2 separate regions of the Homo sapiens genome follow, and region 2 is linked to region 1. Evidence: read pairs that join two places in POLR2A ChIA-PET (ENCODE). Cell type or tissue: K562. All regions are shown on one strand. Links, peaks and the distances in the headings refer to the core of each region. The heading gives the core; the rest is flanking DNA.

Region 1 (9,491 bases), core at 4,275-8,274:
ATGGATCATGACTCCCATTTTACAGGTGAGTAAACTGGCACTTGCAGATGTCAATGAATTTGCCCAAGGTCACCTATCAATCAATGGTAAAGAGAGAATGTGAAAAACAGGCAACCGGATTCCCCTTACGGGCTTAATTAAACCCTGTAGATCTCACTGGGCCTTCAAGCTGGAACTTCCTGAGAGCCATAGCATGCTGTTGAAAGGTTTTATTTATTTATTTATTTATTTATTTATTTATTTATTTATTTTATTTTATTTTACTTTTTTTCGATACAGAATCTTGCTCTGTTCCCCAGGCTGGAGTGCAGTGGTATGATCTCAGCTCACTGCAACCTCCATATCCTGGGTTCAAGCCATCCTCTTGCCTCAGCCTCCCAAGTAGCTGGGATTACAGGCGCGCACCACCACGCCTGGCTAATTTTGCGTTTTTAGTAGAGATGGGGTTTCGCCATGATGGCCAGGCTGGTCTCAAACTCCTGACCTCAGGTGATCTGTCCGCCTCGGCTTCCCAAAGTGCTGGGATTACAGATATGAGCCACCGCACCCTGCCTGTCGAGAGGTTTTAAGCAGGAAAGGGACAGGAAAGAACCCGCAACTTGAAGTGGAAACATCCAGGAGCACTGGGCATTATTTGGTTGCTCATTAGACTGTGAACTTCCCCAAAACTGAGGTTTCACTTCAGCTCACATCATTCCCCAACTATTTACAAAATCCCAGTTAACTGGTGGTTTTTTGTTTTGCTTTGTTTTATTTTGTTTTGTTTTGAGATAGGGTCTCACTCTGTCGCCCAGGCTGGAGTGCAGTGGCACGATCTCAGCTCACTGCAAACTCTGCCTCCCAGGCTCAAGTGATTCTCCCACCTCAGCCTCCCAAGTACCTGGGACCACAGGCGCACACCAACATGCCCAGTTAATTTTTTGTATTTTTTGTACAGACAGGGTTTCACCATGTTGCCCAGGCTGGTCTCGAACTCCTGACCTCAGGTGATCCACCTACCTCAGCCTCCCAAAGTTCTGGGATTACAGGCATGAGCCACTGTGTCCAGGCAAGTTAAGTGCTAACAAATAAACCCACCTAAATCTCACTTGCAAAGCAATTTTTAAAACCTTGTCCTTAGGTGGGAAGAGGTAGAGAATTCTGTGTGGAGTAACTCACAAGTATCCAGCAACCTTGAATAAGAACAAATGCTGCTGAGTGCCTTGTTCCAGGCTCCTCAACCAGGGACTCACACACACAATCCTTAGCTCCTCCTCCCTGGGGTGGACACTGCAGGTGAGGGCTCAGCTCATGATTCCTGCGCACGATGATCCCCGCCCACGTTGCTCTCACCTACAGAGCGGAGAACAGCCTTGGGAGTCATCTTTGCCAGCAGTCTCTTCCTTCTTGCACTGATGTTCCTGGGGCTTCAGAGACGGCAAGGTAAGAGCCTGGGTGCCCTTGGCTCTGGCCCTGGCCCACCTCACCCACTCTAACCACCCCCCCGCCCAGACCAGGGTGGAAGCCCAGATGCCCCAAGCTCCAGCCACCCACCCATCACAGCCTCCTGCTTTTGAGTTTGCCCTAAATGAAAATGAAACCAGTCGTGTTCCCTCGTTTTCTCCTAGCTACCTCACTAAAGTCTGTCACTCTCCTGCCTCAGAGTAGAAAGAAAGAGTAGTCACGTGCTCCCAGAAGGACTCTAAGTCAAGTCACAGAGCTAAAAATACATGAAGGTGGCACCAGCTCATGGGGCACTGGGCCTGGCTCTGCAGAGGCCTCTGCCTTCCTTCACTGTGCACCCTGGGCTCATGCACCAAGGCAGAGAACAGGAAGAAGTGAGGGGACAAGAAGAAGGCAGAATGTCCAGATGGAGGATAAGACCAAAGAGCCAGGTTGGTGGTGTGACGGTAGGAAAACAAAGCTGGAGGAAATGGAGAAGGAACAAGTGAGGGACAATGAGGCATGGGTTGGGGCTGGGCTACCCCTCCCAAACTCAGCTCTGTCAAAATAAAAGGCCCTTGTGTCTGCTGCGACCAAGCTTTTCCACTTTCCTGTCTTTCTCCACACTGGTCCCAACTGAGCCCTGTCACCAAGCCTAGCGGCTCCAACTTGCAAAGTGTTTAAGTATGAAACAAAGGCCCTCAGAGGCACCCCCGTGGCTCCATCTCAGTTGCACCTCAGCTGCAATTAGGGTTCTGCTCCCTCGGGTGACTGCTGGGAGGTTCAGGATACCTGCAAATGCCTCACTCCCTCAGCTGCAAGGAGAGACTTCTCCTTTTTATTCGTTTCTAAAATGTGCCTAATCAATACGGTGGAACTCAGCATACCAAAACTGTACGTGAGGATGATGGGGAAAAGGGGGTAAGGGGGTGTTCACTGACAGCCTTATCTGGGCACATCCCCTGGGACAGGACAAGCAGGCCAAGGACCTAGGAAGGAGCACAGGAGGCAGATGGAAGAGGCCTGAGGGAACCTGTGCTTGTTTGCCAGTGTGAGATGCCCACGCAACTTCCTGTCTTCACTTCCTCTTACCAGCACCTACAGGACTTGGGCTGCTTCAGGCTGAACGCTGGGAGACCACTTCCTGTGCTGACACACAGAGCTCCCATCTCCATGAAGACCGCACAGCGCGTGTAAGCCAGCCCAGCTGACCTAAAGCGACATGAGACTACTAGAAAGAAACGACACCCTTCCCCAAGCCCCCACAGCTACTCCAACCCAAACAACAACCAAGCCAGTTTAATGGTAGGAATTTGTATTTTTTGCCTTTGTTCAGAATACATGACATTGGTAAATATGCCACATGCCTTTGGTGGAAGTACAACTGTTGTTATTACTCTATACAAGTATGAGATCAGGGTTAGGAAAAAAAGACAAAGAGGTGATGACAGACACACAGTGGAAACCCCACATCGTCTCATGGCAAACCGAAGAACGGGATGTGGGAAGCTCAGCTTCATTTGACTGCAAAGTCCCAGGGTTTTGTTGCACATTTGCTCATGCACATGGGTGGTGGGAGGAAAGGGGGATAGCAGAGACACACAGAAGAGGGTACAGGGTGGGTGAGAAAGAAAGTAGAAGGGCTAATACCCCCAAAGAACAAGGCCAACTACACCTGGTGAGCCTCAGAGGGACAGAAACCCAGGAATGATTCCTGTGATAGGGCTGGGAGAGCCAAGAGGACGGATTCGCTCCAGGCTTGGGACACATCGAGGACAGTGGTGGTTCTTCTCCAGCGGTGACCCCCTGCATTAGGCAAGGAGGAGCCCAGAGGAGAGTGGAGACCTTCGAGGGGGGCCGTTGGGAGGGTACTGACTGCTTTCTTCCAGCTCTTCAGTCCCGCCCTTGGGCAGGACGAAGGGAATGTGGGAAACAAGGGCGAAAGGAAAGGAAGGATGGTTTTGAGCAATGAAATGCTGCTGCATGGAAAGTGGGCATCCAGACCCTGCCCAGCATGGCCTCAGCCTCTTCCTGTTCGTGGACCGAGGGAAGAAGGAATAAAGGGCCATGGGCATTCTCCGCTCTGTTCCCAGCCTGCCCTCCTCCCCTTGCACCTGGGCTTATCCCACATTAATAGCCCATCCTGAAGCTCAGCAATTGCCCCGAAGATAGGCTGAGCAGATCCCATCCTCAGGTTCCACTGTCTATACACACAAACCATGCAAAGAGGAGGAAGAGAAAGGAGGCAAAGTAGAATTCAGACAGGAAAGGGTGGTTCAAAGGGGAATATACTACAGGAAGAACAGAGAGGCGGCTCTCAAGGAGAGGGCCCCATGACAGCACAGCAATACACAAGCACACCTGACACAGGCTGGCACGCCTCCCCCCAAGGTGGGGCTGGTGGGTCTACATGACTTCTCTGCATCCTGAGGATCGGCCGGGCCCCAGGAAGAACCACTTGCCTCATCCCTGTCTTTGGCAAGTGCACGGGTGGTGTGGAGGAAAGGATTCCATGGGTGTCCAAAGATCTCACACTGCTAACACCCTCACGCTCCTTCATCAACAGGAAGAGAGGAACAGGACCCTCTTTAACGAGGGCAAGGAGTGGCTTCCTCTGAGCTTGTTACTTTCAAATTAAGCACTTGACTCACTGTTTCTCTATAACTAACAGGCAATCTCTCTCTTTATGCCAACAATTAACTGGGAGCTAGGTTAAATTATTTGGCTAGATAAAACTACCAGCTAGATGGATTTATTTGGTGCCCTCATACAGAATGCTGTAGAAAATGTAAAGAAGAGAAAGCTCCTTCCAGCTAGAAGCACATGGGACTGCTTCTAGGATGGAAACAAGTCCTGCTATTTTCACAATCCCTAAGTGTTCTCCAGGCCTCTGGAGAACAAAGTAAAGTTGTAAGATCCCCAAAGACACGGAAAATCCTGGACGAACAGATTAGAAATAACTACAAAAAACAAGTTTTTACTTTCGAAAAGGGTACTGCACTGAAACCAAGTTGGACTTTGGTCCACCCCCAGGACCCTCTTCAGGCCTGGTCCAGGAAGGAAAGCTCCACATGACCAGGCAGTACTGAGTGAGCTGCCATCTTCCCAGCCCCTCCCTAGCTCCTACCAGTGGCCAGGTTTTCTAGAAGTCACCATGGGCACCGATACTCTTCTCCTCCCAAGTCTGGGCAGCTTCATGGGTACTTCGCCTCAGCCACTCCCCTCCCTGCCCCTTCCCTTGGCCTCCAACTCTTTGGGGCTTTGGGGGAACTTGAGAGTACAGAAAAAGCAGGCAGGGAGGAGGCGCCAGCTGTTGCTCTTCGGGTAATGACTTAGATTGTGCCACGAGCAGCATTTCTAGTGTTGAGGGACAGAGTGCAAATGAACGCAACGAAAAAGGAGGAATGGGTGATGGAGAAGCCTGGGCTGGAATGGAGGACGGTGGGTGGGGAAGTGTGTTGAGAGAGCAAACAGAGGGCAGAGGACATGAATGTGGATGGCAATGGACAACAGGGAAGGGGTGGTACATTCTCAAGTAAAAAAGTAGACTGGACACAGGAATCAGGAAGTCCCAGACGGAAAAGAGAAAGAGACAGGAGAAAACAAGAGGGTGAATTACACCAAGTTACCAGACATTCAGGTCTCTCCATTGTTAAGTGCCCCATCCCCATGGTCTCCCTCCAACCCAAGCCAGTGACACACAGCATAGCCCCACTTCCTCAGAACAGGAGGCGCCATCTCCCTGCAATGCGTTGCAGGGGGAAGGCTTGTCCATCAAAGAAATCCCTTGTCTCTGCCCTTCCCCCGTCCCGAACCAGGTGACGATCCCATAGCAGCGGTCTCCATACCTCAGTCAGAGCAGCCCCACTCCCCAGGCAGGCAGGCAGGCAGGGAGAAGACTCCAGGACCTTCCCACCTCTTCACCCCACCAGCAACTTCAGCGATACTTACTTACAATAACTACCACGATGATGGCACAGATGGCTCCCAGCATGATCATCATCTGAGGAAACATGGACAAAAAATGAGCCCTTGGATTTCAGGAATGAGGAAAAGAGCCACATCTCTAGTGGGAAACAGAATTCCTTCCATCCTTGGGACAATGGAAAAAACCACCCATCACCCAGGAGACCTGCAGGCCTCTTAGAGAGGCCCTACCCTTCTGCTTCCCAGGGGATCATAACCACAGTATGTCTGTAGCTTTTCAGATTCATCACAGGACCTGCATTGAGCTCCTTTTTGCTTAGTTCCTGGTGTCTTGGGGCTTTAGAAGGCATTCCAATAGAGATACAGACTCTGGATATTTAACCAATTAGTTCAATTTTCACTGTGAAGTGTTCAGCTCATTCTCAAAAGTTGCAGTTATTTAAAAATATATATTTCAATCTGAGAAAGCTGATTTAAAAGAAAAAGAAAAAAGTATATATATATATAAATGTATATATATGTATATATATATATAAATGTATATATATGTATATATATATATAAATGTATATATATGTATATATACATATGTGTATATATAGTGTGTGTGTGTGTGTGTGTGTGTGTATGTATATATGCCTGAGCCATTGTGCTGATGTTGGGTGTGTCTGAGGATGAGACAGGTGAAATTTTTTGCAGGCAACTCCTTTGGGGTAAAGCTCCTTAACTAACCATTCCAAACTCCTCAGGGTATCACTTTTTCCCTGATAGCGGTTCTAAATACTCTAGCCTACCCTGGTGGCCAATTCTGGGTAATGCAATCTCAAGAGGAGGCTTTCCAGATTTCCTCCCAAGCGTTATGCTGGTCAGAGAGATCCTGCACCATTAGAGGGAAGAAATGTAGAAGCTGAGGGTTTTCTTGCCTTCTACCAGTGGAAGCCCAGGAAAAGATGGAGGAGGGGACAAGAAAATTCACCTTGCAGTTTTTCCACCAATACTTCCTCTTTAGCTTGGCAGCACTGCTCTCAAATTGTGATGCTCCTGCCTGCAAGGCATCAGCTCGGTCATCCAGCTCTGACAGCTTCTGGTCCCTCTCCAGGACCTTGTCCACGTTCACACGTATGATGTCCACCACCTGAGGAGGGCACAGAAACAAAGCAGCTAAGCTTCCTGCCAGAGACAGAGGAAAGGACAACAACCAGAGAATCACAAGTCTGGCCCTGTGCAACTCTAAAGGGTGCTTTGCCTCTCAGGGCCTTTGACTATTCTCCTACGAAAAAAGGAGAAAAGATAAGAAGTTCCCTTTTGTTTCCAAACTCCTAGATTTGGAAACTTTCAGAGAAACAGCTATCTACCTACCTCCTCCACTTGTGCCTGGGTTTGCTGTAGTCGTCTGTTACTGGTCATGTTAGGAGGAGGGCCAGGGGGACCCCCACCTGGGGCAGTCCCTTCTGTCCCTTCAGCAGGTGGCTGAGCTGGAGCAGACCTGTGGAAAGACATGTGCAGAGTACACAAAGTGACCAAGACAAGAAAGGAGCTGGGCGTGGTAGCACACACCTGTAGTCCCAGCTACTCAAGAGGCTGAAGTGGGAGGAGCGCTTGAGCCCAGGAGTTCGAGGCCAGCCTGGGCATCATAGCGAGACCCCATCTCTAAAAAAACAGACAAAAAGAAAGGACTCACATGCATCCTCACCCCAAACCACTTAAACAATTATGATTAGGCTATACAAAACTAGAATGGATTCTTGCTCCTTGGCAATCTGAAGTAGGGAGACAAACCATAGAGGCAAGAAGTAAAAGATGAAAGACTCTGCAACAACATTTGGATGGGGTTCAGGGACATCCAGGATGGCATCAAGACATCTCATCTGGGGCTATCCTTTGACTCAACTCAAACAAGTCCTCTGCCATGATGGCTACAGGGACATATGGCCTAGCCTTGTCCTAAATGGCATTTCCCCGCTGATATGGTTTGGCTGTGTCCCCACCCAAATCTCAACTTCAATTGTATCACCCAGAATTCCCACATGTTGTGGGAGGGACTCAGGGGAGGTAACTGAATCATGGGGCCCATCTTTCCGGTGCTATTCTGGTGATAGTGACGAAGTCTCATGAGATCTGATGGGTTTATCAGTGGTTTCTGCTTTTGCTTCTTCCACATTTTCTCTTGCTGCTGCCATGTAAGAAGTGCCTTTCACCTGCCGCCATGATTCTGAGGCCTTCCCAGCCATGTGGAACTGTAAGTCCAATTAAACCTCTTTTTCTTCCCAGTCTTGGGTATGTCTTTATCAGCAGCATGAAAACAGACTAATACAGTAAATTGGTACCAGTAGAGTGGGGTGTTGCTGAAAAGATACCCAAAAATGTGGAAGCGACTTTGGAACTGGGTTAACAGGGAGAGGATGGAACAGTTTGGAGGGCTCAGAAGAAGACAGGAAAATGCGGGAAAGTTTGGAACCTCCTAGAGACTTGTTGAATGGCTTTGACAAAAATGCTGTTAGTGATATGAACAATAAGGTCCAGGCTGAGGTGGTCTCAGATGGAGATGAGGAACTTGTTGGGAACTGAAGCAAAGGTGACTCTTGTTATGTTTTGGCAAAAAGACTGGCAGCATTTTGCCCCTGCCCTAGAAATTTGTGGAACTTTGAACTTGAGAGAGATAATTTAGGGTATCTGGCAGAAGAAAAGACGCAGTACTAAAGAAAAAAACCATTTTTTTGAGAAGAAATTCAAGGCAGCTGCAGAAATTTGCATAAGTAGCAAGGAACCTAGTGTTAGCCCCTAAGACCATGGGGAAAATGTCTCCAGGCCATGTCAGAAGCCTTCATAGCAGCCCCTCCCATCACAGGCCTGGAGGCCCAGGAGGAAAAAGTTATTTTGTGGGCCAGGCCCAGGGTCCCCATGCTGTGTGCAGCCTAGGGACTTAGTGCCCTGTGTCCCAGCCGCTCCCACTGTGGCTGAGAGGGGCCAATGCAGGGCTCGGGCCGTGGCTTCAGAGGGTGGAAGCCCCAAGCCTTGGCAGCTTCCACATGGTGTTGAGCCTGCAGATGCACAGAAGGCAAGAACTGAGGTTCGGGAACCTCCGTCTAGACTTCAGAAGATGTATGGAAACGCCTGGATGTCCAGGCAAAAGTTTGCTGCAAGGGCAGGGCCCTCATGGAGAACCTCTGCTAGTGTAGTACAGAAGGGACATGTGGGGTTGGAGCCCCCACACAGAGTCCCCACTGGAACACTGCCTAGTGGAGCTATGAGAAAAAGGTCACCATTCTCCAGACCCCAGAATGGTAGATCCACTGGTAGCTTGCACCGTGCGCCTGGAAAAGCCACAGACACTCAATGCCAGTCCGTGAAGGGAGCCAGGAGGGAGGCTGTACACTGTAATGTCTGTCAGCTCACCCCTTTTTATATTCAAGTTATTGGTTATGGTTATTGGTTTATATGCCCAGTTATTGGTTATGCTTCACACAAGATGAGGAAATCAGGGCTGCCATAAGGGCAGCTTGGAAAATCACCAAAGGCAAAGTCTATGTAGGTGGAGTGAGTCAGGACTGTTTGTTTGCTTTGTTTTTGGCAGAGAAAATGGGGGTTTCACTTAGATAGAATCTGGGGCCCAAAGCAATTACATTAGTTATGGAAACTGTTCCAAGAGCATAGACAGGAAGCAAAAATGCTAGAAATTGTCCTCAATGTGCATGCATTATAGACATTCTGTCCCTTCCTTTTCTGGATTTGACAGTCTCAGATGACTCCCTTGGTTACTTACATCCCAAAGAGAGATCTTGGTTTACTGTACTATACACACAGAGAATGTTCTCTCATTCTGTACCACTCAAAGTTAGTGTGTGGTCTTCAAGACAAACTCCTCTCCATGTCCCAAAACATGGAGGCTAAACTCACCTCCTAAAGAATTCCCAGAAGTATAACCTAAGTCATGAGATGTTCTCGGCCAAGGAAGCACCCACAGGCAGGGGGGAGATCTCTCAAATTTGATGGAGAATAGAAATTACAGTAAGAACTCCTCAAACAGAAGCAGAATCTCACCAAACATACTTCACAGGAGCAGTCCAAGAGTAAATGCAACAAAAATGAAACCACAAAGTCACCTAAAAGGAAATTATTTGACTAATTACAATAGAACTAAT
Region 2 (9,491 bases), core at 2,245-6,244, 210 kb before region 1:
TTGGAGATCCACATTTCTCTAAGCTCTTGGAGATGGAAAGCACATAGGAGTTCAAGTCCCCATCAGTGCTGGAATCAGCAACACTTTATCTCTAGCTTCTCCGGGAGCCCTCACTGGCATGGATACCTCTCCATCACAATCCCCTGATGTTGAAAGAGACTCAGGGGAACTTCTAACTCTTCTGCCATGCACCCTGCCCCAGCCAGACCTAGAAAAACCTAGACCCAAATTCAGTGGCCACCACCATTTTATATCAGGCTGCCCTTCATTTCCTTCTGGACCAGCACGGAGTCCCCCATCACCTCCCATGTTCCCAGATCCTCCTGCAGATACCAAAGTGTTGGAAGGTGTAATAGGCGTTTGGTCACGAATGACATCTTGACCACTCTCTGGGTTTAAAGCAAATACAGAGGAGGAGGGTAATAGCACTTCAGTTATTTCAAATCTCTCTCTCCCAAGGAGAGGAGTATGTTTTCGGCCCTGGCTGACACAAGCAAATGTTTCATCATTTTCTCTATAATAAGAGTTAGCTATTATATCTAGTATAATTTATATCTCCTTACAATTGTAGTAGGTTGGAAATTGTTGAATAACCAATGTATAAACACAGTCTAGCCAAGAAAACAGAATCCAAAACAGGTAATTCATCAGAGAGAATTTAATATAGGAAACTGGTTAAGCAAGTATTGAAAAACCACTAAGAGAACAAAGAAGTAATGCAGAAATCATAGCCAGGGAAAACAGCTGGCAGCCCTAGGGCTGCGGAACAGAAGGAAGAGATGGGATTATCAGATTCTAGAAGCCCAGAGGAGGGGCTCTGCAGAGTTGGGGCTCAGACCTTGAGGAGGGGGCATGTCCCAGCTGTTGCTGGTGACTCTGGGGGCTGTGGAGAGGCGACTCTTAAAACTTTCCTGAGGTGAGCAAGCAAGAAAGGAAAAGCTGGCCACCTCCTCTTCCCCACAGCCTGGCTTCTCCCAGCAGAGGGAAAGCTGTCATAACTTGAATATAATCGGAATCTTTGACAGTTACCTACAATTGAGCATCATCATTCTAGAATTAAGACTGTGTTTTGCAGCTTGAAGTCACTATGGGACTTCACCCTAAAAGGGATCAAGAAAGTCTGAGACTGGTCACATATCTATCTTGAGCCAGGGAACAACTACCCCTACTGACCACAATTTAGGAAAAACGTGAGACAGAAGAAAGGTGCTTTAAGATCGCAACCCACAAACCCTGCTTGTTCCACCTACCAGATGCAAATACAACATGCTTGGCACATAGGAAACACAAAATACACGGCATTTTTCCTATGGAATCCTATTGACTGAAATGTAAGAGTGTTGAACTCCACCTCACCAAAAGATTACAAAATCCTCGGGTTCCAGTTGTGCCAGGAGCAGGGTTGTCCGAAAGTGACTCTGAGCTGGGTTGCATGCACGGAGAGCTCATTGGGATCCAGGATTCCCCTTCTCTGAGTGGGAGGAGCCACCCCAAGCTCAGCTTCCCACAACTAGTAGCTTAACAGGGAATTGCAGCATTCCCTGGTCCAGGAGTCTCCGGGGCCTGGGCTTGTTCCGGCAGCTGTCACCAGTTAGCACTTAAATCCAGACTGCCTGGCCCCAAGCAGTCTGTGGGTCCTTCCCTTAATAAGGCTACTTTCATTATTTGCCCTGCAAATAAATGCCAGGGTCCCTTCTCTGGAACATGACAACTCTGTCTTGCCGAGCCTTGCTGGACCTGTAAATTTTCCCTTCTCTTACTCCACCTCCTCGGAAATAAATAAAAGGTCTTCTTTTACCCATGCCATTGGACATCGTGGGATTCATCCTCATCCCTGATGCTTTACAGGTGGGGACCCAGATAGAGCCCGTCTTGCACAACGGTTCCAAGTTAACTCCAGGGAACACGTGACAAGGGTAGATTGACTCAGACACACAGGGCCCCTATATTTGGGTCTTCTCTTTCTACCCAAATTTATAGACCTCTTCACACCAAATGCAGACCCTACCCCAACTGGATCTCCTTTGAATCAGCTTTTTTTTTTTCGAGATAGAGTCTCGCCCTGTAACCCAGGCTGGAGTGCAGTGGCGCGATCTCGACTTACCGAAACCTCCGCCTCCCAGGTTCAAGCAATTCTTGTGCCTCAGCCTCCCAAGTAGCTGGAATTACAGGCGCCTGCCATGACATCTGGCTAATTTTTGTATTTTTAGTAGAGACAGGGTTTCGCCACGTTGGCCAGGCTGGTCTTGAACTCCTGACTTCAGGTGATCTACCCGCCTCAGCCTCTCAAAGTGCTGGGATTACATGCGTGAGCCACTGAGCCAGGCCTGAATCAGCTCTTTACCTTAACACATACTGTGCCCACCACCACCCACCTAGAGTCCCTCCCTCTCTTCCTCATGAGGTCCTTCCTTCCCTCCAAGGCCCAGCTCAGAGCCTCCTCAACCCATCATCAGACCTTGTGGCAGAGACCTCTTGCTGATCGTCAGAGGCCCTGCCCCCTTTATGGAGGGTGCAGTCAGTGCTGGAAGGGGCTGCCCAGCCAGTCTCCCTGCATCTGCAAGGGATAATGGGACCACTTCTTGCTGGTGGAATAAAAGTGGAAGTGGTGAGCGTAACTTCCAGCACAGAAGCAGGTGTGTCTTCTCGGCTCTTTCTCCTCTAACAGATCAATGGAGGAATCTAGAGGAAGGAAGAAATGATCTTGGATCCCTGAATGGCCTTATGAAAGGCACCTCAGCAAGACTGCTTGTGCACTGGCGGGGATGCAGGGAGGGGTATCTTTTTTTTTTTTTTTTTTTTTTGAGATGGAGTCTCGTGCTGTCACCCAGTCTGGAATGCAGTGGCATGATCTCGGCTCACTGCAACCTCCACCTCCTGGGTTCAAGCCATTCTCCTGCCTCAGCCTCCTGAGTAGCTGGGACTACAGGCACCTGCCACCACGCCTGGCTAATTTTTTGTATTTTTAGTAGAGATAGGGTTTCACCATGTTAGCCAGGATGGTCTCGATCTCCTGACCTCGTGATCCGCCCGCCTCAGCCTCCCAAAGTGCTGGGATTACAGGCATGAGCCACCGCGCCCGGTCAGGATATCTTGTACTAAACACTAGGAATCCTGGGCTTGTCTGCTCCGGCAGCCGGCATTGCACCCCTCGTTGCAACCCATTGCTACTTTGCTTGGCCTTCTATGGCCATCTGATGCTGCACGTTACATGAGGATGTTTTGGGTGACAAGCATCAGAAGCCCAAAGTCAAACTTTTTTTTGAGACACAGTCTTGCTCTGTCACTCAGGCTGGAGTGCAGTGGCGAAATCACAGCTCACTGCAGCCTCCTCCTCCCAGGCTCAAGCGATCCTCCCACTTCACCCTCCTGAGTAGCTGGGACTACAGGCGTGTCCCACCAAGCCCGGGTACTTTTCTTGTGTATGGGTATTTTTTTGTAGAGACAGTTTCACCGTGTTGCCCAGGCTCGTCTTGAACTCTTGGGCTCAAGTGATCCACCCACCTGGGCCTTCCAAAGTGCTGGGATTACTGGCATGAGCCACCGCACCCAACCCAAACATTTTTGAGCAATAAGGAACTTCTGTCACATACAGGAAGGTCCGAGGAGGGGGAGTTCCATGGTTGACCATCCTTAGCACATCGGTTTTTGACTTTGTGTTTATCCTTTCAAAGACACAAGGTGGCTACCACAACTCAAGCCTTCATGTCATCATGATATCTATGTCTAAAAGCTTCAGTGTGTCTCTTTTTTAAGAACATGAGCCGGGCGCGGTGGCTCATTCCTGTAATCCCAGCATTTTGGGAGGCTGAGGCGGGAGAATGGCTTGAACCTGGGAGGCAAAGGTTGCAGTGAGCTGAGATCACGCCATTGCACTCCAGCCTGGGCGACAGAGTGAGACTCCCTCTCAAAAAAAAGAAAAGAATATGAAAGAAAAGAATTCCCACAGAAGACATCTTACATCCTGTTGGCCAGATATGATCACATGCCCATTCTTAAACCAGGCAAGTAGGGTGGGAGGAATTACCACGGCAGGTCAGGCAAAGCAGTACTCATTCCCCAACACCCAGGGTTGGGAGGGTCCTGCCTCACCTGGAGCACGTGGCCTCCAGACACCCGGAGTCAAGTGGGACACAGCAATTTAGTGGCCCTAACACTGTGAGCCAGACTCATCTATCCCCCACATTGTACTTTCATCATCTCAACCTGTGAAAGGTATAAACTGCTGGGCAGGAGATCTGTATTTTGAAGATTTTATAGGGAGAGGGTTGGAGAGAGAGTGATATTTTACCAGACACTAAAACCTTCAAGAAATGATGGGGAGTGACCCAGGAGTCAGTAAATAATTGCAACAAGGTGATTCTTACTTCGTGCTCCAAGACGTCTGTTCTTTCCTGCTTTGTGACGCAGGCCTCCGTGCTGGCATTTGTGAAATGCAGATAACCTGTCTAATCTCTAAGGTCTCCAGTACTCTGGTTGTAATCTCCTGAGGCCAGGAGCTGGGTCTTCAGGTCTTCACTTTCTCTCTATGTCCCCAACACAGCTCTGGGGGCAGGGTTGACATGCAGTGTGGACAGTAGCCATTCAAGAATTTTAACATTTTCAGGCCGGGTACAGTGGCTCATGCCCATGATCCCAACACTTTGGGAGGCCGAGGCAGGCAGATCATGCGGTCAAGAATTCGAGACCAGTCTGGCCAACGTGGTGAAACCCCGTCTCTACTAAGAAAATACAAAAATTAGCTGGGCATAATCCCAGCTAATTCGGGAGGCTGAGGCAGGAGAATTGCTTGAACCCAGAAGGTGGAGGTTGCAGTGGGCCGAGATCGTGTCACTACACTCCAGCCTGGGCAACAGAGCAAGACTCCATCTTGGGGGAAAAAAAAAAGAATTTTAACATTTTCAACTCTGTGAGAGACCCCATTCTTCATGAAATGGAGTGATTCGTAGCTGTTATCGAAGCGTGAAATCTGAATTTCATGCTGTGAGAATCTGCAAGAGTGACTCAGATAACTGGTGAGGGAGGCTGTGGGGTACATTGCAAAGGCCTTGTAGGGAGGGAGACAGACTTGAGATCAAATCCTGGCTCTGACACTTACTGAGTGATCTTGGACAAATCACTTAACCTCTAAACTCCTGGCTCTCCTCTATAAAATGAAGGGCAGGCTGGGCACAGTGGCTCACGCCTGTAATCCCAGCACTGGGAAGCCGAGGCGGGTGGATCACTTGAGGTCAGGAGTTCGAGACCAGCCTGACCCCATGGTGAAACCCCAACTCTACTAAAAATACAAAATTAGCCAGGCATGGTGGCAGCCACCTGTAATCACAGCTTCTTGGGAGGCTGAGGCAGGAGAATCACTTGAACCTGGGAGGCGGAGGTTGCAGTGAGCCAAGATTGTGCCATTGCACTCCAGCCTGGGCGACAAGAGCGAAACTCCATCTCAAAAAATAAATAAATAAATAAAATAAAATGAGGGGCAATTCCTACCAAACAGAGCATATGGAGAGACCCGGTAAATGATGGCCAGCCTTGTCATTATGCTGCTATGATCACGAGGTGCCCTTGGAGACAGCAGGAGGTATGAATGAGGAAACTCGGCACTGGGGCTGGACCCAGAGTGTTGGAGGCGGGTTGCTCAGGCTACTAAGGCAGTTTGGGGTGCACTAGTGAGGAAAGAGCTGGCAGCAGGCCAAAGTCCAGGAATGGGCAGGAAAGGGTACAATTAGAGATCTTGGAGAAAGGACTAAGCACCGGCCGTTGCAACCATCTACAGACTCACTGGGACATGTCTTGAAGATTTTCAAGCCCGGTAAAATTTCTGTATTTGAGCACTACCCCTAGAAAGTCTTGGTAATTTCAGGATTTACGATAAAATCTTTCCAATGACCTGGCCTCTCAGTTTTTTGACCTCCTCACTCACTCCTGTGGCCAAAGGCTTTCAAACTTGTTTGTCCATGACCCAACCATATGTGTGACTCAGTACACACAGGCACCATATAGAAATACACACATCTGGCTGGGCACGGTGGTTCATGCCTATAATCCCAGCACTTTAGGAGGCTGAGGTGGGTGGATCATGAGGTCAGGAGATCGAGACCATCCTGGCTAACACAGTGAAACCCTGTCTCTACTAAAAATACAAAAATATTAGCCGGGCGTGGTGGCGGGTGCCTGTAGTCGCAGCTACTCGGGAGGCTGAGGCAAGAGAATCGCTTGAACCTGGGAAGCGGAGGCTGCAGTAAGCTGAGATCGTGCCACTGCACTCCAGCCTGAACGACAGAGCAAGACTCCATTTCCAAAAAACAAAACAAACAAACAAAAACAAAAACAAAAAATCCACATCTACATATATAAAATTGAAATGAAAGTTTTATGATATGATACATATCCTTGCTGCATGCAATGTGCTCTGCTATTTTCTATTCTATTCTATTCTATTTCATTTTTATAGATGCTGGTTTTAACCCACTAACTTAATTTTATGATCCACTAATGGGCTGTGTCTCTCAATTTGAAAAACACTGTCCCAGACTTTTTTTTTTACTACTTCACTCCAGTTTTAGAGATTGAGATGTTGATGGGAGCCAGGTGCACTGGTGTACACTACAAAGGTGCACCTGTAGTCCCAGACCCTCAGGAGGCTGAGGCAGGAGGGCCACTTGAACCCAGGGGTTTGAGACCCCATCTCTACATTTAAACTTTTTAAATTTTTTAAATGTTGAGGAGAAACCAGCAATGAAGACTGAGATGAAGTAGCCAATAAAGTAGAAAAAAGAGACCCTTCATTAGCTCAATCCAAGCATCACAGTCTCCAATCCCTTTCTGTCATTCGAACTCACTCCAGTCCTACCCTACCCAAAACCTCTCATCCACTGACCTTACCACCTTCTCCTTGTCTCTCACATCCTCCTGATGTCACTTCCCCTTTATCTGATTTAGATTACATAGGGCATAATAATCTATTACTTGGGCTGGGTGCGGTGGCTCACGCCTATAATCCTAGCACTTTGGGAGGCCAAGGCTGGTGGATCACCTGAGATCAGGAGTTCTAGACCAGCCTGGCCAACATGGTGAAACTCTGTCTCTACTAAAACTACAAAAATTAGCTGGGCTTGGTGGCAGGCGTCTGTAATCCCAGCTATTCAGGAGGCTGAGGCAGGAGAATCGCTTGAACCCGGGAGGCCGAGGTTGCAGTGAGCCAAGATCGTGCCACTGCACTCCAGCCTGGGGGACAAGAGCAAGACTTCATCTCAAATAATAATAATAATAATAATAATAATAATAATAATAATAACAATCCATTACTTGATTTGTTTAATAAATAGTTACTGGCCAGGTGCGGTGGCTCACGCCTATAATCCCAGCACTTTGGGAGACCAAGGTGGACGGATCGCATGAGGTCAGGAGTTCAAGACCAGCCTGGCCAACATGGCGAAACCCCGTCTCTACTAAAAGTACAAAAAAATTAGCTGGGTGTGGTGGTGGGCGCCTGTAATCTCAGCTACTAGGGAGGCTGGGGTAGGAGAATCGCTTGAACCCGGGAGGTGGAGGTTGCAGTGAGCGGTGATCGCGCCATTGCATTCCAGCCTGGGTGATAGAGTGAAACTCTGTCTCAAAAAACAAACAAAAAAAATAGTTACTGAGGGCTCACTCTGTGCCAAGCACTGTTCTAAGGTACTGAAGATACAGGAGTGAACAAAACAAAAGACTGGCCTGTGAACATGTTTTTATTGGGGGGAAACAGACAATAAGAAAATAAACAAGGGCCAGGCGCAGTGGCTCACGCTTGTAATCCCAGCACTTTGGGAGGCCAAGGCGGTCAGATCACCTGAGGTCGGGAGTTTGAGACCAGCCTGACCAACATGGAGAAACTCCGTCTCTACTAAAAACACAAAAGTAGCCGGGTGTGGTGGTGCATGCCTGTAATCTCAGCTACTCGGGAGGCTGAGGCAGAAGAATTGCTTAAACCCAGGAGCTGGAGGTTGCGGTGAGCCGAGATCGCGCCATTGTACTCCAGCCTGGGCAACAAGAGCAAAACTCCGTCTCAAAAAAAAAAAAAAATGAAGAAGGAAAAAAGGAAAATAAACAAGAACATTTAAACTATTTCAGCGTACAGGCATACCTCAGAGAACATTGCAGGTTCGGTTCCAGATCACTGCATTAAAATAAATATTGCAATAAAGTGAGTCACACAAAGTTTTGGTTTCCCAGTGCATATAAAAATTATGTTTATACTACACAGTAGTCTATTAAATGTGCAATGGCATTATGTCTAAAAAATATGTACATATCTTAATTTAAAAATACTTTATTGCTAAAAAAAATTATGCTAACAATCATCTGATCCTTCAGCAAGTCATATCTTTCTGCCTTAATGGATGGCTGCTGACTGACCGGAATGATGGTTGCTGAAGTTTGGGGTGGCTATGGCAATTTCTTCAAATAAGGCAACATGAAGTTTTCTGCATTGATTGACTCTTCCTTTCATAAAATATTTCTTTGTAGCCTGCAATGGTATTTGGTAGCATTTTACCCATAATAGAACTTCTTTCAAAATTGGAGTCAGTCCTTTCAAACCCTGCCACTGTTTTATCAACTAAGTTTGTGTCATATGCTAAATTCTTTGTTGTCATTTTCACAGAAGTAGATTCCGTCTCAAGAAACCACTTTCTTTGCTCATCCATAGGAAGCAACTCCTCATCTATTAGTTTAGTGCAAAAGTAATTGTGGTTTTGCCATTACTTTGAATGGTTTACTAAATATTAATATTAAAGTTTTCTCATGAGATTGCAGCAATTCAGTCACATATTCAGGCTTCACTTCTAATTCTAGTTCTCTTGCTATTTCCAATACATCTACAGTTTCTTCCTCCACTGAAGTCTCGAACCCCTCAAAGACATCTATGAGGGTTGGAGTCAACTTCTTCCAAACTTCTGTTAATGTTGCTATTTTGACCTCCCCCCATGAATCACGAATGTTCTTAATGGCATCTAGGATGGTGAATCCTTTCCAGAAGGTTTTCAGTTTACTTTGCCCAGATTCATCACAGAAATCACTATCTATGGCAGCTATAGCTTTGTAAGATGTATTTCTTAAATAATAAGACTTCAAAGTCAAAATTACTCCTTGATCCATGGGCTGCAGAATCAATGTGTTAGCAGGCATGAAAACAGCATTAATCTCCTTGTATGTCTTCATCACATCTCTTGGGTGACAAAGTGCCTGTCCATGAGCAATAATATTTTGAAATAAATATTTTTTTCTAAGCAGTAGGTCTCAACAGAAGGCTTAAAATGTTCAGTAAACCATAGTATAATGGTTAACAGACATGCTGTTATCCAGGATTCATTGTTCCATTTATAGAGCACAGCAGAGTAGATTTAGCACAATTCTTAAGGGCCCTGTAATTTTAGGAATTGTCAATGAGCATTGGTTTCAACTTAAAGTCACCAGCTGCCTTAGCCCTTAGCAAGAGAGTCATCCTTTCCTTT

The links. ChIA-PET counts read pairs that join two places held together with the same protein. Peaks named below come from ENCODE experiments on the same cell type or tissue, not always from the same donor. Only the 100,000 strongest peaks of a DNase experiment are listed, where the experiment ranks them.
Region 2: POLR2A ChIA-PET joins it to region 1 with 5 read pairs; 3 of 35 experiments call an interaction of 5 or more read pairs at or near these places.

The regions. Positions count from the first base shown.
Region 1 is chr12:6,459,517-6,469,007 of GRCh38, forward strand. It overlaps VAMP1 (vesicle associated membrane protein 1), which reads right to left. Exons shown (of 5, transcript NM_014231.5): 2 at 6,709-6,835; 3 at 6,326-6,484; 4 at 5,374-5,425; 5 at 2,721-4,970. The coding sequence ends at 4,954. TAPBPL (TAP binding protein like) reads left to right here. Exons shown (of 7, transcript NM_018009.5): 6 at 1,339-1,422; 7 at 2,518-2,800. The coding sequence ends at 2,633. Among named protein-coding and RNA genes, the nearest start is that of VAMP1, 6.4 kb to the right of the region's middle. In K562, for the core only: a CTCF peak has its summit at 6,148; a DNase peak (open chromatin) is centred at 6,155.
Region 2 is chr12:6,249,021-6,258,511 of GRCh38, forward strand. The region is part of intron 2 of LOC105369625 (a long non-coding RNA gene); the gene reads right to left. Among named protein-coding and RNA genes, the nearest start is that of CD9, 53 kb to the left of the region's middle. In K562, for the core only: no CTCF peak of the experiment used is centred there; a DNase peak (open chromatin) is centred at 4,461; H3K27me3 peaks cover 399 bases.